Linked DNA regions of Mus musculus: region 1 is linked to region 2. Evidence: chromatin loops called from intact Hi-C (ENCODE). Cell type or tissue: heart. All regions are shown on one strand. Links, peaks and the distances in the headings refer to the core of each region. The heading gives the core; the rest is flanking DNA.

Region 1 (11,642 bases), core at 1,794-9,793, 740 kb after region 2:
TGTTGGCATGTGTGTCTGTGAACCTCTCATGTGCATGGTGCCTTTAGAGGTTAGAATAAGCCTTTGGATCCCCTGGAACTGGATCTACAGGGTGCTTGTGGGCCATCATGTGGGTGCTAGGAATTGAACCTACGTCCCCTAGAAGAGCAGCCAGTGCTCTTAACCACTGATCCATCTCTCCCAAAGATTTATTTGTGCATGTGAGAGAGTATGTGAACATGCTCTTATGTGGGTGTATGCTACGGGCATCATGAAGACTGAAAGAGGTCGTTGGAGTTACAGGAAGTAATAAGCTGCCTGGTAGGTATGTTGGGAACCAAACATAGTATGCTTCAAAGAAACCAAGAAAGCAGACAAAGGAGACAAGTACTTTATTATAAGACATTAAATATATGTCTTCCCAAAATGGTTGTTTAAGTAAGGTTGGAGGTCAAGGTGAACAGATAATTGTGCCAGAAGGACCTAATGCTGTCGTTGCCTATATTCTTACTAGAATAAAGGTTAGCATCATTTTTAGTCACTGAGAAATAATACAGCAAAACTTTTAACTGTTTTAAACATCTGAATAGATTGAGCGAGCACAGTCCTTTCCTGCTCTGCTGGAGGGAGTCGTCTTCAATCAATGAGCTCCCCCAGCTGTCCCGACTTCCCAGGAGCTGATTGAGATAAACTCACAATTTATTAGTGGCAGTTGTTATCAGTCTAATGGACCGAAGGTCTTGGGTACAATGGTATTTTGTATAAATGGGCCAAAGTTATGAATAGAGTTAAGTTTTTGTCCAACAAATCAAGTTCCTGGATTCCTGTGTAACGCAGCAGGAATGTCCTTAGTGGGATGCCTCCCATCAAGCCCAGGTCTTACTCAAATAGGAAAAGAAATGTCGTGTTTGGAGAAACCAACTCAGTCTCATTGGAGAGGACTGCAGCCAGCCTGTCAGCATCCAGAGAGCACGGGTCTACAAGCAACAAGCAAGCAAACAGCTCCAAGTAGGGAAACAGGCAGCCCTTACATCCCGATGTATAGAATGGTGACAGTAGGAATTAGAACTTTTTTTTTCCTTTTTAAGTCATCTGGATGTGGTGGCACAAGCCTTTAATTCCAGAATTTGGGAGGCAGAGGGGAGGGAGGTGGATCTCTGAAAGTTGGAGGCCAGCTTGGTCTACAGAGTGAATTCCAGGCCAGCCAAGGCTACACAGAGATAACTTGTTTCAAAAAACAAACACCTCTCCTTCTCAACTATACACATTATAACTTCTTTGTATCTTTTTTAAATTTAATGACTCTTTTATGTCTAGTCCTGTTTATAAAATCTTAGCACCCACTATATTTTAGGTTAAAACTTGATAAATCATATATAAAATACAGAAAACATGTTTGACTGTATTTCAACTGTCAAGTACAGGCCAAACAGTCTTCATTTAAAATACACTATTGATGAAAACTGAATATCTTTGAGCAACTTATGTAATTTTAAAAATTAAGTTACCTTAAAATGGTTAGCCTTCAACAACAGCAACAGATAACTTAGGGAGTGAGTAAAGTGGGTGTGGTGGTTTGGATATCCTTGGCTCATGGGAAGTGGCACTATTAGGAGGTGTGACCTTGTTGGAGGAAGTTAGTCACTGTGGGGGTGGGCTTTGAGGTACTATGCTTAAGAAGACAATTTCCACCTGGCTGCCTTTGGATCAAGATATGGAACTCTTGGCTCTTATTGCACCATGCCTCCTTGGACACTGCCATGCTTCCCCCATGATGATGATGAACTGAACCTCTGAAACTGTAAGCCAGCCCCAACTAAATATTTGCCTTTATAAGAGTTGCCTTGGTCATGGTGTCTCTTCACATCAATGAGACTCTAAGACAGTGGGAATGGGTCCTTTTGAATGAGGGGACTTTGTGCACTAGTCTGGCTTTTGTGAACCATAATAACTGGGTTTATGTTAGCCACAGTTTGCAATAATTCGGGGGATGGGATGGGACAGTGGGAGGAACAGGTCATAGGACGAGGAAGGAACCTAAATGTGACATCCAGAGATCTGGTCAGATGGCTGGGAAGGCTGGTAGGAGGTGGCAGTTGCTCCCCAGGTAAAGGAGACTTTTCCAGAGGAGCCAGCATTTGTGTATTCAGAGCCCAGTAGGAGGGGTTTTACAGAGGAGTAGAACCAGAAGGATGGAGCTATAGGAGGGGAGATTAAAAACATGGTACTTTGCCCTCCAGCTCCCCCAATCCCCACCCCGTTTAATTTAAGTTATTCTTTTTGTTTCTTTGTAGCGCAGTAGTAAAAGTTCAAGGTCATTTTCCTGGAGGATACTTCAGTCTGGCTGTGTCATAGCCCAAGGGTAAAAAATTGCTGAAGGAAGACCCCAGACTCAGATAGTATGCAAAGACAGACTGTTTATTCGGCAGAAACAATCAGCATGAGGGAGTCAACCATTTTCCAAAATGGCGACCCCAGACAAAGGCACGCAGGCCTTCTTATAGGGAACCAGGTGAACTCTCTAGAAGGATTAGGTAATCTCTAATGTGATTGGCAGGGGCCAAAGTGGTGACATGAGTATAACTTTGATTGGCGACTATGTTAGTTCTTGTATATTTAGAGAGTGGGTTAGGTAATCTGAAATTTGATTGGTGGGTGCTGGGGAGGTCACAGAGGTTGGCTTCTGATTGGCTGTGCCAGGTGGTCAGTTGTCTGCATTCCTATGTCATGAACTACAGGATGAGGTAGGACTGCCCAGCACAGATGACCCATCCTGGGATAAGATATTTTCCATTCTTGCGGTTATCCCCAGGCTGTTCTTGTGGGACGAGGTTTTATGACCTTGTTTCTGGATTTTATGGTCTGTTCCTGGAGGTGATGCCTTGTGGCCTAGTTTCTGGGACTTGGGGTTTGCTCGTTTTGAAATCAGGCCTGGTCCTTAAAGGGAGACAATGGGGTTTAGGCTGTCCTTTCAACAGGACAACTTGAGACATTGTGACTTAATAGAGCCTTTCAGTCTTAGGGTTAATTAACATTTTTGGATGAAATGTGCCAAAGGAGAGGCTCTATCATAGGGTCGCTAGCCAGTCTGTGCAGAGGGTGACAAAGGAGACTTTTCCTGCCTGGAACGCCGGCCAGAGGAATGGCGTTCCCAGACCCAGGGGCTCTCTTTCTTTAGTCAGGGTGCCTGCGAGAGGAGGGGCTGTCCACCTGATGCAAGGGTTTGGAGAAGTTGGCTTGGTGAACTTCCAGGAGAGGGAAGACAAATCTCAAAGCTCACTCAGAGTCAGGTAAGCTACTGGCATATGCAAATTATGCACCAGGAGTCTGCATGCAAAGTCACCATAACCTTAAAGCCAATTCTTTCAGCATGAGGACGCCCCCCTCCCCACAACTCAACCCATTGCTTTTTTTTTTTTTTTTTTTTTTTTACAAGTGCACTCTAGGGGCTCCCCTCCAAGCTGCCTTTCCTCTAACAGGTAAATTAATTCACCACCAATCCCTCTCGGTCTAGCGACCTGAGACAGCTTGGAAGCATTGTGCATGCTACAAGCCCCTGTCCTGCTATCACCTGAGTTTAAAGAGCTCTCTTAGTGAGAGGCAAGGGTAGGGACTGGTACGCAGCTGTGAGGTCAGCAGGCCAGATCCTGTTGATTTTTTTTTTTTTAACTTCAGAAAATCAGTTCCATGACTGCTATAGCCTGGGGGCCCAGTTCCATGACTGCTATAGCCTGGGGGCTGAAGTTGGCTGGTTGGGTTGCTGGGTTTTGGTGTTCTGGACAGACGCCATCCACCTGAAAGGATGGGAGTTGATCAGTGACATCAGCACCACAGGCCCGAGCCTCACCTTGCTGCAGCTGTGGGAGAGGGCTCCTGTCACTCACAGTCAGACATCCAGATGGGCTACAGAGCAGAATGAAAGCCAGATGTGTGCGAGGATGTGCACTGTCAGACTGCCTTTGCCCTCTGTAGGAAATGTGACAGCAATGTGTGTCTGGGGAGGAGGACAGGTTTGTGTGCTCACTGTGGGTGGGTTCCACCTCTGAGAGTATAAGTAGAATATGACACAATAGCCTTGGTAGGTACAAAGATGACAGACAGCCCTAAAGAGGACTACCAACAGCGTACATCTCAGATAGAGGACTGGTCCAGACTAGAGTGGGAAGACAGCTTTGAGAACACTGCCTTTCTCAATTGTTAAAAGGACGTAAGAAGTTCTGTGGCAGGAGTTTTCTGACAGAGAACACAGGCACACGGTCATCCTCTCCTCCTCAACCCACATGGTCTGTCAATCTCCTGAGCAGGAAGCCACGCCTCAGGAAGGCTGTCTGTGCAGACTTTAGAACACAGTAGCCAGCCTACCTAACCACGAAGCCCCAGCCTACCTAACCATGCAGCCCGTGGTCCTCTGGCCATTGTCCACCCCTTGAGGGCCTTCCATCTGCAGTGGGTCCTTTGGCCGATGCCCACCCTCACTCCCGGGCCTTCCTTGTTTCTCTAAGAAACCTGCCACTCTCCTGTCCAATGCCTGTGTCTTGTCTGAATTCATCTGACAGATTAAAGGACAAGAGTGCAGGGTAGAAGGGAATGCAGAGACCCCAGGACCTGCACCCCTCACTGCTTTGAATGGAATCCCTTCCACTGAAGGCCAGAGCAGGTTCCGATGATGCTAGACAAGGCGGAAGGGTGTGGCCCTTCCTTGTTTGGGTCTGTGCTGGGAGCTACAGGTGAGAGCTCAGTGGCACCCTTGACCTCTCTCTATAGGGGGCAGAATGTAGGTGAGCAGGCTAAGGACAGGGGAGGCGAAGCTCCTTGTCTGTTGCACGAGGCACTAAGGACACACACTTGACAGCACAGTTGTGGCTCTGAGTCCCCAGTTCCCACAGAGCCCTCTGAGAGGAAACAGGAAGTGTGAGTTGCAATACTTGCCTCACACTCAAGGAGAGTTGTTGTGGGGCCTGTGACCTGCGGGAGGAAGAACGAGAAGAGTCACCAGAGCACAGAAAGGCAAAGTTGATCTAAGACTCGCCATTTGTAGCTGAAGGAGGCGGGGCTAGACACGCTGAGGCCTGAGGGTTGGTGATGCGCATGGCCGGTTAGAGTTTGCGTGCTACAGAGTCTGTTCTGCAGACTGAGCTTATTAGCGCCAGAGGAGAGGCAACAAGGACAGAAGCCTGGATTATTTGGTGCAGGGGTTCTCCCAGATCACAGAGCTGTGATAAATCTTTCCTCAGGGGTATGTGTCAGGGACATGCTCCTATGAAGACAAGGGACACAATTCACACTCACGGCAGAGTTTCCTAAAGGAGAATGAGTGTCCAGGACCCTCAGGGGTGGGGGGAGCCATTAGCAAGAGGAACGGGCTCCTGGACACGTGGTTCCCTCAGACCTGCCCCACCTAGGTGGACTGAATCTCCCTTCAGCACTGACCTGGTCTCCTGTGGCCGGGAAGAGGTGAGGACCTCCAGCAACTGAGGGCTGGGGAAAGAAGATCTGCTCTGTGAGTCAGACAGTGGACAGTGGCTGGTGTCCCAGATGCCATGGTGGGGACAGGTGGTAGAACCTTCTGGTTCCCCTTGGTCAGTGGCTGTGCTTACCCGGGGTGGACAGTGTTGGCTGTCCTCACTGAGAATGCTCTTACTTCTTGCTCTACATAAGTTGGAGACATTGTCACTGTTGTTTGCTTCCTGAGTTGGGGAGCACCCTGGGATCCATGACTCCTGACTTGTCTCTCTTGGCGCTGCCTCCCTTCCCATCTAAGCTGTCCCCTCCCTGCCTTTGCTCCCTTTGCCCTGTCATTTGCTATCTTTCTACCTGGTGCTGGGGATGGTTATTTTGGGGGGAGTGGCTCTTTTGGGTGCTCTGCACAGTCTATCTTCACACACACCCCAATTCGTCTTCCCTCCCCAGCCCCAGGTTGTTCCAGGGGACCCCGAGGATGCTTGTGTCTCCTCTAGATTCTCAGACCTACCTTTCTGTACTACTCTTTTGCTCTCGTCCAGTTCTTTTGTTCCTCCCCGTGTATTCTTTTGCGGCTTTCCCGACTGGGAGACAGAGAAATACAATGGGGTCTTTTACTCTAAGCCATATGGGAATGGGAGGGACATGAGCAACAGAGAGAGGGACCGGGGAGTCATCGGGAAGGCAGGGATTTGAGGACCTCCAAGAGTTAATGAGAAGCAGGCATGTAGGAAAGGCTTAGTCCAGAGACAGAGATGAAGAAAACCTTTTCTGTTCCCAAGCAGGGAGGAAGGGGAAGAGGAAAGGCACCATACTTGTCAAACTTCTTGAGAAACACCAAATACACCAGGCTTCCTAGGATAGCCAGCCCAGCCAGGACTTCAGCAGCCAAGCTAGCCACAATCAGGGGTGACAACAGGAAATTTTTTGACGGTTGATCTGTGGTGGAAGGATATCAGAAGAGGGAATTAAAGTCATTTTTTGGTGGGTATCAGAAAGGCACTCTCTGCATGGCGGATGCCCCTGTCTGTTGCTTTGGGGGATACATCTTCTATAAGAAGGTCCAGAGGTGACTGGGGGGAGGGAGGTATGAAGTGAGGCTGGGTGACCCAGCCCAGTAAATAATGTCTTTATTCTTCTAGATGCCTCTTACAAATCTCTAAGACAATCAACCCAAAGTTAGCATTATGTAACAAAATCTTATTTTTTCAGAGGGTGGGCCACATGTCTATCTGAAGGCCCACCACCATCCAGTCAGAGTAAGTGACAGCTGATGTTAGGTTGCTATGGGGATGCTAACAGAGAGAGATATTAGCAAGGCCTAATACGGTATTCAGAGATCTATTTCATCGCTTACCTCAATGGTTTCATTAACAGAGCAAGACTGGGTACATTGGCATGGGGGGTGCCTTCCTCCATATATCCCTCCAAAATCTACAGATATTTTCCATAAGCGAGTCAGCCATTTTCCAGGGCTGGCTTGCACTGCCTGGCCTAGCTCAGCCTCCGGGGCTGTAGTCCACTGCTGTAAAGATCCTAGGCTGGGCAGACACCCTCCGTGCCAATTATATTCTATGCCACATGCTTTGGGGGAACGACTGTGCACCCCTAGGCCAAGCCTAATAATTTCAACTCATTGTCTGTGTTTCCTGGAAGCCACTGTGCAGGCTTTAAAATCACTAACACAGCATCTGGGGTTCTGTTCGTTGTTTTCAAAGCTACTCTGGCTCTTCATGGATCCCTGCATTTGCCTTTGAGTCACCTGGACATAGTTCATTTTGCACTTAAACATCTGTGGTGGATTGAATAGGTATGGCCCCCATAGGTTCATATGTTTGAATGCCTGGTCCATAGGGAGAGACACTATTAGGAGGTGTTGCCTGGTTGGAGGAAGTGTGTCACTGTGGGGGTGGGCTTTGAGGTCTCCTAGCTCAAACTACACCAAGTGTGACACACAGTCTCCTTCTGCTGCCTGTGGATCAAGATGTAGAACTCTCAGCTCCTTCTTCATGTCTGCCTGCACACTGCCATACTTCCTGCTATGACAATGGACTGAACCTCTGAAACTGTAAGCCAGTGTCAAGTAAATGTTTTCCTTTATAGGAGTTGCTATGATCGAGGTGTCTCTTTACAGGACTGGATCTCTAAGATACCACCCTTTTCCCCCCACCCCACCCCGCTTGCTTTTTTTTAAAATATAAGATTTATTTATTGTATGTATATGAGTATACTGTAGCTGTCTTCAGACACACCAGAGGAGGGCATCAGAACCCATTATAGATGGTTGTGAGCCATCATGTGGTTGCTGGGAATTGAACTCAGGACCTCTGGAAGAGCAGACAGTGCTTTTAATCACTGAGCCATTTCTCCAGCCCCTTGTTTGTTTTTTGTTTTTGTTTTTTTTTAAAATATTTTATGTATATTGGTGTTTTACGTACATGTATGTCTGTGTGAGGGTGTCAGATTCCCTGGAACTGTAGTTACAGATGGCTGTGCGCCACCATGTGGGTTCTGGGAATTGAACCTAGGTCCTTTGGAAGAGCAGTCAGTGCTCTTAACCACTGAGCCATCTCTCCAGCCCCTTGCTTGCTTTTGTACTTTACAGACTTTGTGCGTGCTTGTCCAAAGCCTTCATCTGTAACTGAACTTCTTCCCCATAAAGAATAGATCCTACAATGGACATCTGGAAAGCCACCAAAGTCCTCACCTATTCCGAGCTTCTTCCTGAACAAAACCCTCTGCAGCCCAGTAAACTGGCTACTGACTGTGGGTACACAGCTTTCTTAGGAAGAGCTGTTCTGGACTGGAGAGATGGCTCAGAGCTTAAGAGTACCACCTGCTTTTCTGGAGGTCATGAGTTCAATTCCCAGCAACCACATGGTGGCTCACAACCATCTGTAATGAGAAACAAGTGAACCTATGGGCTTGGAGTGAGCAGGGGCCAGAGCAAGAGGGAGAAAGGGAAGTGGGAGAAAAAAAAGAGAGAAAGAGCTGTTCTGTTGTTTTCTGGGTCCTAATACTGGTCGGTGATGTTAACATCCTACCTAATCACTCATATAGCCAGTCAACTGGGGACTGATTTCTGCCACAGTCCCTCAGGTTAGAAAGCCTTTGTCTCAGGACAGGTGGTTGTTCACATCACCCAGTTACTCTGCTTCCCAGAGCAATCCCTCCACACTCGAACTAGAATTCTCACAATCCAGGCTCTGGTTGGAGTTCTCATTGTTTGAAAGCCTTTCTCAACAAGCAGATCAGGGGCTGTAAACTCAGCTATCATCGTAGCTTCTTGCACTGAGCCTCTACTAAGGCCCCTTCTGTGTGTGGAAACGTGGCTTGTTCTGTGTTAAAGGTCAGACCTGATCAGGGAGCACCTATCACTGCTACCATGTTCTCTTCTTTGTTACTCTCAATGGCTCCCGTGGGTTCTGAATCTAATGGAGACTCTTTTACACCACATCCAACCATTTCAACCTCCCCTTCTGTCTCTCTTTGTTTCTCTGTCTCTCTCTATCTCCCTCAGCATCCCCTTTCCCCCCAAATAGAGACTAATGCAACGGAGACAGTCGAAATGCCTTTGCCTGTTGTATCTTCTCTCATTCAGGCAAATTCCTTGTGGGAAAAAAGTGAACATCACTTTCTGCCACCAAAACAAAGGCATCTACTTATGATCATCTCTTGTATGCACTATTTCAGTGTCATAATATATTCTGCAGTCCATCAAAAGAGTCACGTGGTCCACCCCTTTCACCAAGGATAGCATGCTACCCATACCATTACAGAAAGATGGTCACCCTGGGATCTCCTCAAAGGGCACTCCATTCTCAGTGCCCTCTGCATGCCTTGATTGTATGCCCTATGATCCACCATATGGAATTTACAGCCTCCAACATTACTAGGTGGTGTGCCATCAAATCATATGGAAAAAGGTACTACACTGAGAGTAGCTTAACAGATAATTCATACTCACATGATCAGGCCAGCTCCATGTGTTGGCACCCTTTGCTGTGGCCATGTGACTACCTCTCCCCAACTCATCCTTGACACTATCAGTCTTTTTTTTTTGTGATTTCTTTTTCTTTTCCTCACTTTTATTAAAAATAGATTCTTTCTTTTTTAGGTTTATTTATTTATTTATTTATTTATTTATTTATTTATTTATTTATTATATGTAAGTACACTGTAGCTGTCTTCAAACACACCAGAAGAGGGAGTCAGATCTTGTTACAGATGGTTGTGAGTCATCATGTGGTTGCTGGGATTTGAACTCAGGACCTTTGGAGAGCATTCGGTGCTTTTAACTGCTGAGCCATCTCTCTAGCTCTCTTCTTTCTTTCCTTTCTTTCCTTTTTTCTTTCTCTTTCTTTCTTTCTTTCTTTCTTTCTTTCTTTCTTCCTTCCTTCCTTCCTTCCTTCCTTCCTTCCTTCCTTCCTCTCTCTCTCTCTCTCTCTCTCTCTCTCTCTCTCTTTCTTTCTTTCTTTCTTTCTTTCTTTTGAGACAGGGTTTCTCTGTGTAGCCCTGGCTGTCCTGGAACTCACTCTGTAGACCAGGCTGGCCTCGAACTCAGAAATCTGCCTGCCTCTGCCTCCCAAGTGCTGGGATTAAAGGCGTGCGCCACCACCGCCTGGCTTCTTTCTTTTTTTATTAATCGTTTTATTCTTTTACATTTCAAATAATATTCCCCTTCCCGGTTACCCCTCCACAACTCCCCATCTTTCCCCCACCCCCACTCCCTCTCCTCTTTGCCTCTAAGAGGGAGCTCCTCCACCCACTCACCCACTTCCACCTTACCACTCTAGCATCCCCCTTATATTGGGGCATCAAGCCTCCACAGGACCAAGGCTCTCCCCTCCCATTGATAGCAGACAAGGCCATCCTCTGCTACATATGTGTCTGGAGCCATGGCTCCCTCTGTGTATATTCTTTGGGTAGTGGTTTAGTCTCTGGGAGCTCTGGGTGGTCCAGTTAGTTGATATTGTTTTTCCTATGGGGTTCCAATCCCCTTCAGCTCCTTCAGTCTTACCCCTAGCTCTTCCACTGGGGTCCCCAGGCCCATTCCTGACCTCAAGCTGTACCACAGAGCAATAGTGATAAAAACTGCATGGTATTGGTATAGAGATATATAGGTAGATCAATGGAATAAAATTGAAGACCCCAAAATAAACCCACACACATATGGTCACTTGATCTTTGACAAAGAAGCCAAAACCATCCAGTGGAAAAAAGACAGCATTTTCAACAAATGGTGCTGGTTCAACTGGTGATCAGCATGTAGAAGAATGCAAAGTGATCTATTCTTATCTCCTTGTACAAAGCTCAAGTTCAAGTGGATTAAGGGCCTTCACAAAAACTAGAAATGCTGAATCTAATAGAATAGAAAGTGGGGAAGATCCTTGAATACATGGGCACAGGAGAACATTTCCTGAGCAGAACACCAATGGCTCAGGCCCTAAGATCAACTATAGGCAAATGGGACCTCATAAAATTGCAAAGCTTCTGTAAGGCAAAGGACACTGTCAATATGACAAAATGACAACCCACAGATTGGGAAAAGATCTTTACTAACCCTACATCTGATAGAGGGCTGATATCCAAAATATACAAAGAACTCAAGAAGTTAGACTTCAGGAAACCAAATAACCCTATTGAAAATAGGGTACAGAGCTAAACAAAGAATTCAAAACGGAGGAATCTGGAATTGCCGAGAAGCACTTAAAAGACATCCTTAGTAGTCATCAGGGAAATGCAAATCAAAATGACCCTGAGATTCCATCTCAACCAATCAGAATGGCTAAGATCAAAAATCCAGGTGACAGCAGATGCTGGAGATGATGTGGAGAAAAAGTAGCACTCCTTCATTGCTGTGGTACTGGAAGCTGGCAAAATCACTTTGGAAATCAATCCAATGGTTCCTCAGAAAATTAGAAATGGTTTTACCTGAAGACCCAGCTATACCACTACTGGGAATATGTCCAAAAGATGTTCCAACATATAACAAAGACACATGCTCTACTATGTTTATAGCAGCCTTATATATAATAGCCAGAAGCTGGGAACAAGCCAGATGTCCTTCAACAGAAGAATGAATAAAGAAAATGTGGTACATTTACACAATGAAGTACTGCTCAGCTATTAAAAACAATGACCTTATGAAATTCACAGGCAAATGGATGGAATTAGGAAATATCATCCTGAGTGAGGTAACC
Region 2 (11,642 bases), core at 1,304-9,303:
GGTTTATCACCAGACTTTCTATTTTGTAAATATTTGTCCTTCCTTCACCTGCCTAAGGCAATCTAGAATTGTATCAGAGATGGTCTTGCTACTGATCGGTTTTAATGATGAGCTGATGGCCACTGTCTGGGCAGGAAGTGTAAGTATTTCTTCTTGGATGGCAGGGCATCCTGGGAATCAGAAGCCCAGGGACCACACAGCTCTGAGGGGAGAAGATATCCCAAAGGAAGGGCATCCTGAGACAAGGGATCCCAGGAGCCACACAGCTCCGAGAGGATGCCTCCTCAACAGAGGTGCTGCAGCTCCCAGGGGAGGGTGTCCCCATCCGAGCTGAGGAGCTCAGGAGCCTCAGTTCCCCTCCTCTTGGCTTCTTCTCTTCTTTGCTTCTTTTCGTTTTTTGGTTTCTTCCAACAAGATTCACACCAGGTAGAAAATCTCCTGAAAGAGATTTATTGGAGGGTCCAGGAAGAGGAGGGACGAATCCAGGGATTCTGTCCCGGGAACAGACAGCAGGGAACTGGACAAAGGGCAGTGTTTATAAAGTATTTCTGAGGGGGCAGAGCATTTCATGCAGAGATTTTCTGAATGAGGACTGGTGGGCTATAAAGTCCTCAGCTTGGGGGAGGGGAAAGTTGTATGTGTCAGAGATTGGTGGACTTCTTGTTCAGGGATTGGTAGGTTTTTGTGGAAAGCTCAGGAATTAGTGGGTTTTCTGCTTAGCAATTGGTGACTTTTTTTTTTCACCCCCCCCCCCTTTTCCCTGCATTGGGCCCATGGGTTAAGGTGGGAAGTTCTTCTTGGTTGCACCTAGCTTTTTTTCTTTTTTCTTTCTTCCTTCCTTCCTTCCTTCCTTCCTTCCTTCCTTCCTTCCTTCCTTCCTTCCTTTCTTTGGTTTTTTGAGACAGGGTTTCTCTGTGTAGCCCTGGCTGTCCTGGAACTCACTCTGTAGACCAGGCTGGCCTCGAACTCAGAAATCCACCTGCCTCTGCCTCCCAAGTGCTGGGATTAAAGGAGTGCACCACCACGCCAGACACTGCACCTAGCTTTTGCTGAGGTGCCATCTCGGTGGAGTGCTGGAGAGATGTCGCCACGGTGGACAGCTCCTGCAGGGGTGTTTCAGGAAAGCTGTAGGCTGAGGCGGGAAAGATGTCGCCACCGTGGACAGTTCCTCGTGCTGGCAGTCCGCTGAGGCAGAGAATGAGTTACTCTGTGGAGGACAGCTTCTGAGGGGCAGCTACCTGCTGAGGCGGGAAAGGTTGTGAGATAACATGGACAGCTCCTCCAGCTCCTGTCGTGGTTGCAGGCCGAAGAGATGTGGTGGTGGAGCTGCCATTTTGGACAGCTCCTGTGGAACATTTTACTGCTATGGCCTCAGGCTGTGGGGAGAAGGGGCCGGCTGCTACTTTGATGGCTTTCTCTCCTAGAAGAACATTGAGCTCAGTAGAGCAGCGGTGCTGACACCAGAGCGGAGGGTCTGAGAGCAGTGAGGAGCTGGAGCCCTTCTCCTCCAGAGTGGGGGTGGGCAGAGCCAGCAGCAGAGACCGTGCAGCTTGATCCACTCACGAACACTTTATGGAAATATCAGCAGTCCAGTTGAGTAGATTCGGGTTAGCAGCAGTGGTGGCAAGACTTAGCAGACACAGCTAGGCCTCAGCCGAATCGGCAGGAGTCAGCAGGAGGGAGCAGGGCCAACAAGGATGCCAGGAAAAGTTCTCAGCTGCGTCTCTCAGTGAAGCAAAGATCAGTGAAGCCAAGAGACCAACAGGCATTTAGCTATGCAACCAAGCCAAAACTCATTCTCCATCAGGTCCTTTTTATACTCTTTCCAAACATCATGTGTCCTCCATTGGTCTTGCCTCAGCACGTACACCTGTCTCAGCTGACCTCACTTTGTCAATCAGCCTGAGTCCATGGAAGCGGCAAGAAACTGCAGAACACCATCGGAAGTTTTTTCTTTTTTAATGCATTATTCTGTATGCTGTCCTGAAAAAAATGGAGCTCAACCAAACAATGTAATGGGCCAATACGTGAGTGTTAGTGAAGATTCCTCATCACATGTGCTTGCTTTAGCAAGACATCTTTTTTTTCTGTGTCTGCTTCAGCTAAACACTCCTTCATGTGTTTGCCCCAGCGAAACCCCACCAACACAACTGACTTTCCAAAGAACCCTTAAATTTCCACTTCAGAAAGCTGAGGGTGATGAACACTTTGAGAAAACAAAGGCCACACAGTCAGCAGCCCCTCTGGGCACCACCGAGTGTAGCATTAATAGTATTGTCTGTCCTGTCAGCTCCTCCTCAGGATCTGACTCTGAGAGAGACTCAAGGATGTTTATGCAGATGTCCTCTGCACTCCTTTCCTGGGACAAGCTGTCCCTGGCTCTGTAACAGGGAGGGAAGAAAACAGCAAAGAGCGAAGGGTGTTAGAAGCACAGTGCTACTGCCAGTGGGCTGCTTGGGGAAAGGTGCTGGCCACCAATCCTGACCACCTGAGAGTGATCCTTGGGTCCCAGAGCGTCATGGATGCAGAGCTGCTCATGGGACTCAGCCCTTCCTGCTGAAGTTTGGCTACTGCTGACTTTCAAATGTGCGCACTAAGTGTTTCTACCCACTGCACCATCACCCATGCAGATTACTGGGGGATTCTGTTTTTACCAGTGCTGTGACAGGGAAAAGAAAATCAGCTGAGATACCTATAGACAGAGGCAGCCTTGGCTACAGAGCAAGAACCTGTCTCTACACTGCTTGGATACAAATAAAATCCCAGCAGTAAACCCAACTACAAAGTTAAAAGTGAACATCTGAGTCTGGCACCTGATCCTTGGGATCCATGGGCAAATGGCTCCAGGAGACCCATTGATAACAGCATCCATGGATGGTCTTGTCCCTTGCAAAAATGCCACTGTTTCAGGGTAAGTCTGCATGCCGTCACACCTACTGTGCGTCATGTTCAGACTCCAGCATGAGACACAACACCAGAACTAGACAAAGTGCACTGCTCTGGTGGTGAGAGCCAGGCCAGGACACATCTGTGCAGTTTTCCGATTGCTCTGAGAGGCTTTGTGTGGCTGAGGTCTTTTTGCTGTTTTGGGAACCGTGTCCCAGCCCAGGCTTCCTCTCAGGATGGAGATGATGATTGTCATGAACTCTGATCCTCCTGCCTCCACAGCCAGGTGCTGCTCCTACAGATGTACACCCCACCTCTGGGTTTTTCTGAATATTTCTGATGACCTGAGATTGATTTAATCCAGGGAGATGAAAGCCATGGGTGGAGAAGGCATTGCTTCCTCTCCTGTGCCATTTACTGTGACCTTGTGAAAGAGGCTTTACAGTGTTTTTATGGTAAATTACATATATTATATATATTTAATGGTAATATATATACAATATATGTATTATATAATAATACCATACAAAAATATAATTTATAAAACAGTTGTAACATATTTACAATATATAAAAATATATAATATGGGCCGACCGGTGGTGGCGCACGCCTTTAATCCCAGCACTTGGAAGGCAGAGGCAGGCATGAAACCTCCAAGATGGCACCATGCTTCTTTTAGTGTTTTTATGTTGTTGTTTTTATTTTGCTTTGTTTTTTGAGACAGGGTTTCTCTGTATAGCCCTGGCTGTCCTGGAACTCTCTCTGTAGACCAGGCTGGCCTTGAACTCAGATACACACTAGCCTCTGCCTCCTGAGTGCTGGGATTAAAGGTGTGAGTAACCATTCCCCAGTCCTTTTTGCTTTTAAGTTACATTATTCATTTATTTGATTGTTTATTGGAGGTGCCTAGACAGTCCCCAGGTTGTGCCCACAGCTCAGTGTCTGTGGAGGAAGAAGAGATTGTGTTTCTGTCCACTGTACATGTCTAAGGATCTTTTCCCAGTCGAGGCTGAGTTCTGGAACCAGACTAGCTTACTGTGTTACAACTGTGCATCACCAAGGCAGGTTTGCCATCGTATCCCTGCCGGACGGAGCTCTGAGAGCTGGGGAGCTGTGCTGCTGGGTTTCTGTCAACTTACTCAACCTAACTCATCTGAGCAGATGGAAGCTCAGTTGAGAAAGTGCTTCCCTTCTACCCGATGGGCCTGTGGGTAAACCTGTGGGGTAGTTTCCTCATGGATGATTGATGTGGAGGCTCCAGCTCACTGCCGAGCCTCAGAAGGTCCTGGATTGCTTAAGAACATTGAATAAGCCAGGAAAAGTGGTGGTACTCCTCCACGGCCTCTGCAGCAGCCCTGATCTTTGTGGTTGTGCCTCCAGTTCCTGATCCAACTTCCCTGAATGGCAGGCTCTAAGCTGTAAGGTGAACCATACCCGCTCGTCCCCACGTTCGTTTTGTTCATGGCATTTTACCACAGCAACAGAGACCCTAACTAAGACAGAGTCCCTGTGAGGGAAAGATGGCAATTTAGAAGGGACGAAACCTGTGCATTCTTCCAACCAACTCCTCGCTACAAGGAACCAGAGAGGTGAAAATTCCTACCCACCACCATCAGGACATCGAGAAGAGATGGTATCATTTAACAACTGTAATTTTCACATAAAGATAGTTGTCTGTTACTTTATTTTTTTTTTAACCTATCTTTAAGGATGGTTCTTAAATGCTTTAACCTCCCATCTAGCCTGCCACCCACCAGAGGTAGTGGAAAAGAAAGGACACTGGGGAAGTGGATCTGTTTAGAAAGGTTCTTTGGAGCAACTCCCATCTGTGTTGTCTGGAAATTGCCAGCTCAGCTCACAAGTCAGCAGTGGCAGCAGCTTGATCCACTTGAAAACATTTCACAGATACACCAGCAGTCCAGTTCAGTAGAGTCAGGATAGCAAACACGAATCAGCAGCGGTGTCACTACCTAGCAGAGACAGCCAGGCCTCAGCCTTGGCATAAGTTAGCAGGAGGGACCAGGGACAACAGGAACACCAGGAAAAACTCTCAGCTGTGCCTTTCTCAGTGAAGTAAAGATCAGGGAAGACTGGAGACCAAGAAGTGTTTAGCTATGCAAGCAAGCCAAGTTCAGGTTCTGCCACTGTCGTGTCCTTTTTATACTTCCTCCAACCATCACGTGTCCTCCACCACTCTTACCTCAGCACATGTATCTGTCTCAGCTGACATCACTCTGCCAATCAGTCCTTGGAAGTAGAAAGAAACTGCAGCACACTACAAGTTTTTTAGTGCATTTCTCTCTATGAAGTCCTGACAAATGGAGCTCAACTACGCAATGTAAGGCGGACCAATACAAGTGTGTTGTTAGCCAAGAATCCTTCATCACATGTCCTTTCACATGCTTGATTTAGCAGAACTTCCTCTCTCCTGTGTCTGCTTCAGCGAAACGTTCCTTCAGGAGTCTGCCTTAGTCTTTCACCTGTGTTCACTTCAGGTAAATGTTCCTTCACGTGTTTGCCCCTACAAACCACCATCCAACACAACTGACTCTCCAAAGAACCCTGTAATTTTCCATTTCATGTCAGGCTCTCCCTTGTCTTCAGAGCTGTCCGAGGACTGCCCGAGTGGATAGCATATCCCCTTTCCTTTCCACAGGCAAGGATCTGAGGGAAGAAAAATGGCCATGCAAGAAACACAGTACTTGTGAGAGAACTTGGAGAATATACCCTGTCAATTTCCTCACCCATCTAATCTACCTTCTTCCAGGACACACATTCTCCCAAGAAACAAACAGATATCACACACCATCAAGAGTTCCTTTCCATGTGCCAAGTGAGGATGAATTTATTGTGATTCCTCTTCTACTTTCTCTCCATGACAGGTAAACAAAAACCAAAACATAAAGGAAGATATCTACTACCACCTTGGTTATCGTTGCAATCATGGCTCAGTGAATGTTGGAGCTGCTTATGCTAATATTTGTAGTCAGTTACCTCCTAACTCATAGCAGGTAAAGTGACTTGTCCTCTACCATATCCTGGCTCCCAAGGTGCTCCCCAACTCAGGAAGCAAACAACAGTGACAATGTCTCCCATTTATGTAGAGCAAGAAGTAAGAGCATTCTCAGTGAGGACAGCCAACACTGTCCACCCCGGGTAAGCACAGCCACTGACCAAGGGGAACCAGAAGGTTCTACCACCTGTCCCCACCATGGCATCTGGGACACCAGCCACTGTCCACTGTCTGACTCACAGAGCAGATCTTCTCTCCCCAGCCCTCAGTTGCTGGAGGTCCTCACCTCTTCCCGGCCACAGGAGACCAGGTCAGTGCTGAAGGGAGATTCAGTCCACCTAGGTGGGGCAGGTCTGAGGGAACCACGTGTCCAGGAGCCCGTTCCTCTTGCTAATGGCTCCCCCCACCCCTGAGGGTCCTGGACACTCATTCTCCTTTAGGAGACTCTGCCGTGAGTGTGAATTGTGTCCCTTGTCTTCATAGGAGCATGTCCCTGACACATACCCCTGAGGAAAGATTTATCACAGCTCTGTGATCTGGGAGAACCCCTGCACCATATAATCCAGGCTTCTGTCCTTGTTGCCTCTCCTCTGGCGCTAATAAGCTCAGTCTGCAGAACAGACTCTGTAGCACGCAAACTCTCTAACCGGCCATGCGCATCACCAACCCTCAGCCCTCAGCGTGTCTAGCCCCGCCTCCTTCAGCTACAAATGGCGAGTCTTAGATCAACTTTGCCTTTCTGTGCTCTGGTGACTCTTCTCGTTCTTCCTCCCGCAGGTCACAGGCCCCACAACAACTCTCCTTGAGTGTGAGGCAAGTATTGCAACTCACACTTCCTGTTTCCTCTCAGAGGGCTCTGTGGGAACTGGGGACTCAGAGCCACAACTGTGCTGTCAAGTGTGTGTCCTTAGTGCCTCGTGCAACAGACAAGGAGCTTCGCCTCCTCCGCCCTTAGCCTGCTCACCTACATTCTGCCCACTATAGAGAGAGGCCAAGGGTGCCAGTGAGCTCTCACCTGTAGCTCCCAGCACAGACCCAAACAAGGAAGGGCCACACCCTTCCACCTTGTCATCGGAACCTGCTCTGGCCTTCAGTGGAAGGGATTCCATTCAAAGCAGTGAGGGGTGCAGGTCCTGGGGTCTCTGCATCCCCTTCTACCCTGCACTCTTGTCCTTTAATCTGTCAGATGAATTCAGACAAGACACAGGCATTGGACAGGAGAGTGGCAGGTTTCTTAGAGAAACAAGGGAGGCCCGGGAGTGAGGGTGGGCATCGGCCAAAGGGCCCACTGCAGATGGAAGGCCCTCAAGGGGTGGACAATGGCCAGAGGACCACGGGCTGCATGGTTAGGTAGGCTGGCTACTGTGTTCTAAAGTCTGCACAGACAGCCTTTCTGAGGCGTGGTTTCCTGCTCAGGAGATTGACAGGCCATGTGGGTTGACTAAGGAGGGGAAAAGTGTATACCTTTGTTCTTTATCAGAAAGTGTTGGGGCCGGCTTGTGGCTCTCATGTCTGGATTAGAGCCTGGGATGCATCTTGGAACTGAAAGAAAAGAGAGAATCTAGGCGGGTAGAGAGAGAAATGGAGTGAAGACAGGTTTCTGATCAAGACTTAACTTTAATGTCCGCCCAAACACGCTTTATAAAGAAGAGGGGAGGCCCATTCCCAGTCATGCCAAGTTCCTTGTGAAGTTGTCAGATCAGCCTTTTAACAGGAACTCGAGAAAATCACAGTTCGGTGTTAACTCTGGAAGATCTTGGAGAACCGGTTCGGCCTCAGGCAGGCAGCAGGCAGTGTAACATCAAAGGAGAGGGATGAGAAGCAGCACAGCAGGTGGCTCCGCCTCAGTGCCCGACAGTCTGAACCAGCCTGTCTAGGCTGGAAGGAGGTTACAAGAAAGCTCTTGCCACAGAGCATCTTAGGTCCTTTTAGCAATTGAGAAAGCCATCTAAAGGATTTAAATGGAGTTTACAAGGCTGTGAATGTAGTGCCCTTGCTTGCCTGGCTCTACAATGCCTAGATTTGATCTGCAGCAGCACAGAATGCAGGAGTGTGGTGCACACCTATAGTCACAGCAGCCTGGTCCTTGGGGAGCACGGGGACTCCCTGGGTTACATGGGGCCAGATTCTCGCATGCAGGCACGCATATGCTCACCCAGACCAAATTAGGACAGCTGAGACGATTCAGTGGATGAAGGTTCACAACTGGCCTGCATGTTGTCCTCTGAGATCCACAGATGCTCTGTCTCTCTCTGCACTAACTGCTGACTGCACTGACTGCTGCACATGCTTCTCAGGTTGCTGGAGTTCATGGTATTTCCTGAAGATCAACGCTCAACAACCCAAACCACCAGCTTCAGTGTCCCCATCTCATCAGCAACTGCCTTCCAAGGTGGTTAGGGGGGAAACGCGGCGATGGGACCAGTTCTGCTAGCTGCTCTGCTCATGTGTCAGTCTCCTGCCCCTCACTAGTGGGGAAGGGGAGGACATTGTCCCCTGTCCTCACCAACACAACCCTGCAGCTTGGCCTTCAGAGTCAGCAAAGAGAAAGGCAGAAAATGGACTAGGTGGCCAGTGGCCAGCAGGGTAGGAATCACTGCTGAAGGACTTTGCTCTTTAGACCACAACAGCGAGAGTGGGGTTTTGGGTCATCTGAAGCAGGGAAACTGCCAGTGGCAGAGAATAATGGGCCTTGGGTGTTGTGTCCGGCCAGCAGACCACAACCTGGGTTCTAGCCTGGAAAGGCATTTTGGAAACCTGGAAGAGAAGAGGGGCTAGGTGGCGAGAGAAAAGAATGTAGCCAAGACAGTTACTCTGATCAAGGCTCAAATTTTATTGTTGCGACACTAGTTATGAAGGAAGGGGGAGGGGACCCGATTCCCGCCGAATAATCTCTGGTCCAGTAGAAAGGTGCACGTGTGTGGCTCCTCAGGTTCCAGCAGTGGGCGTGGCAGAACGAATGAGCAGGAAGCTCCACCCCGAGCAAGCAGGTTTCAGGCTGGGGGAGGGGAGACTACATCTCCTCCCTTTTATTAACAAAATTTAAAAAAAGAAAAAGCTGGACTGAGGGGGAAAAATTATCTATGCTCAATAGTTCTGCCTGGAATCTAGGGCTAAGGAAAAAACCTGCTTTCCTGGGATTCCTTAACTTTTCTTATGGTAAACTGTATCTGGCTAAGAGTGACCTTTCTTATCTTAGTGAACAACTAACTGAAAAGCCTGGAGCTGTAGGCTCTGACTTTATAATGTTAATTAGTACTTGGTAGGTAACTTTCTAGTTGAATTTTAAGTAGGGCGTTGGAACTCTGGCTAAGTTTGACTGAACAAATGTGAAATACACTATAATAAGAATAACACTAAGTTGATATTTCTCGGCATTTTTGGATGATAGGTGGGAAACAGGGAGAAGGAGTTCGACCGGCTCTTGTAGTACAAGGCCAATTGGCTTTTTTATTTGGGTGGGAGGCAGTGAAGGGCTTGCCCTTTCAATAGTACGTCTCCAATCTCTCTCTCCCCTATTAATTAAGTTAAATAAGGCAACGCTTAACTGAGGTGATCAAATGATTTTCTCATCCGTAGATGAGTGGGCTTTTAACCTTGGCTTGGGTGGACATTGACCCGATTCCTCTCGTGGGTACTGATAAGACCCACACCTGTGGCTCTGGGTACCTTTTGGGGAGGTGAGGCAGAGCCGAAAACTATTTTTTCATTTTTAGCCAAAATTTGGTATCAACCTCTTTTAAACCGGGTTTATCTTACAGGAAACTCAGAAATGGTCAAGCTGGACCTTCTCCTGTAGTGCCTCTGCACCAAGCGATGTCCATACTGAATTTGTACAATTACAAACCAGTATGCACAGTTCTGAGTGCTGTGCAGTTCCTAAAGGAGAATTATTAACCTCAGATTTAGCAAGACCTAGGCAAGAATTATGTCATTAGTAACACCACGATTTGTGGCTAAAATAGGAGCTGGAAGTCGTTTCTCCTCATCCCTGTATTTTTTACAGCCTAAGGACACCTTGCAGTAACAGCAAGAGTGAAAAGCCAGAGGTCAGCTAAGGGACTAAGCCTGTCTATCAAAATAAAAACCAATCTTTATTAATATAGAAATATCTACTTTTCTAGCTCTCTTGGTAAACCTAATTTTTAACTCAGACTGAAAGCCACGTGCTGGAAATGTCTTTGGAAAGGAGATAACAGCAGCCACCTGTGTGCTCTAGGGGGGCGGGGATGCACATCCGCTGGTCCGCCTCGAGAATGTTGATTTACCTGCTTGAAAGACAAAATCTCGACAGTGAGAAAGTAGGAAAGCAGAACTTCTTTTGGGGAAGTCTAGGTACTTTATTCAAATGTAAATTGTAAAGCTGAGGCTAGTCTCTGGCCTCCTGTCGGGAGCTGGCTCAGAGAGTAGCTTTTTTCGGAGCCTGAGTCCTCAAGCTGACTTTTAAGCAAAAGAGGAATTTTAGTCCTCAAGGTGATACTTTAGAAGATTTAGAATCTGTGTTCATCTGACAAATTAATCTATCTGGCAGCCACCGCGCTCTATCTTTATCTCGTGAAAAAACACAAACTGAGTCCCTACCCCAAATTAGAACTGGATCTGGACTCTTCCATTTGTTAGTCAGGGGGTCCTTCTATTTTACCAATGTATTAAGTGACCAATTGCTCTTTAATAGCTTTTTTTATTAGCTGTAAGGCCAGCAATCCTTCTGAGGTTAGGGATCTAGGGGAAGTGGGGGATGTGTTTTGAATTAACTTTGCTAGGTAATTTAGAATATAGGAATCTCTAACATTGGACTGAATATTAGACCAGTCTGAGATTGAGTTAGAATGGCTGGTCACACTGAAGAAAAGAGAAAAATCATTATGACTTTATTAAATGACTAATTTTACTAAGTCTGAATATACAGTCTCTGATGTACTATTGTCATAAAGTTAAAAGGCTAGAAGCTAGTCTAAACTGGAAAAATGACAAGTAAGGATGGATCTAAAACATGAATTTAATTTAGTTTTTTATTCAATTTAATCAGGACATGAGTCAACTTAACTACCAGCTCGTCACACGAATTTACTAATATGCTTCTGTAGCATTCTGTGGAGAAAACCTGTTTTTCCCCTTTTCTAATAAGGTAGCTGTTTTAGGATCAATCTATAAGCCAATAAGTAGATCTCTTTAAGATACTATAAAGCATTTATTAAACTCTTTGACATTAAAATATTAGATTTTGAAAATAAAGGTAAGACTTTAATAGTGTGCATGGGAATGCACTAAATAGTATGCACGGGGATACAATTTCTCTCTTTTTTGTCTTTTAAGAAGTTAAAGTTTTAAAATTTTACAATACCTAAACTTTTGAATTAATAACTAGTTGACAAAACATTTTAAATACTTGGCTGTAAAGGGGCAGTGACTAATTGTACTTTTAATCAATTTTCTTAAGGAGCTGTTGTAACTAGAAGGCTTGCAAAGTTATTAAGAGTCACATGTGCTTAATTTATTTATTTATTAACTAGAAATATGCATAAGCAATTGTAAATTTGAGAATAGTATCTGAGGGATGAACAATTTAAGCAATTGCGAGCTCAGAGATATGGCATTGACTATTAATATACAAATTAAGGTTTGATTGTTTAGCATTTTAAAACACCATCTACAGCACACAACTAGATCATCTGTGCTGAAATAGGGGAAACTGTGTCTTAAGACTCTGCCCCACAGAAGCTAGTTGGGCCCACGTGGGCCA

The links. Hi-C counts contacts between places; a loop is a spot of excess contacts. Peaks named below come from ENCODE experiments on the same cell type or tissue, not always from the same donor. Only the 100,000 strongest peaks of a DNase experiment are listed, where the experiment ranks them.
Region 1: it touches region 2 in a loop (10-fold over the local background); 15 of 42 quality-filtered maps call a loop at or near these places.

What each region holds. Positions count from the first base shown.
Region 1 is chr7:24,832,263-24,843,904 of GRCm38, reverse strand. It overlaps the pseudogene Gm5893. Among named protein-coding and RNA genes, the nearest start is that of Gm38965, 16 kb to the left of the region's middle. In heart, for the core only: no CTCF peak of the experiment used is centred there; no DNase peak of the experiment used is centred there.
Region 2 is chr7:25,572,145-25,583,786 of GRCm38, reverse strand. Gm29918 (a long non-coding RNA gene) reads left to right here and starts at 5,956. Exons shown (of 3, transcript XR_391215.3): 1 at 5,956-6,042; 2 at 6,162-6,209; 3 at 6,677-7,234. In heart, for the core only: no CTCF peak of the experiment used is centred there; no DNase peak of the experiment used is centred there; H3K27me3 peaks cover 750 bases.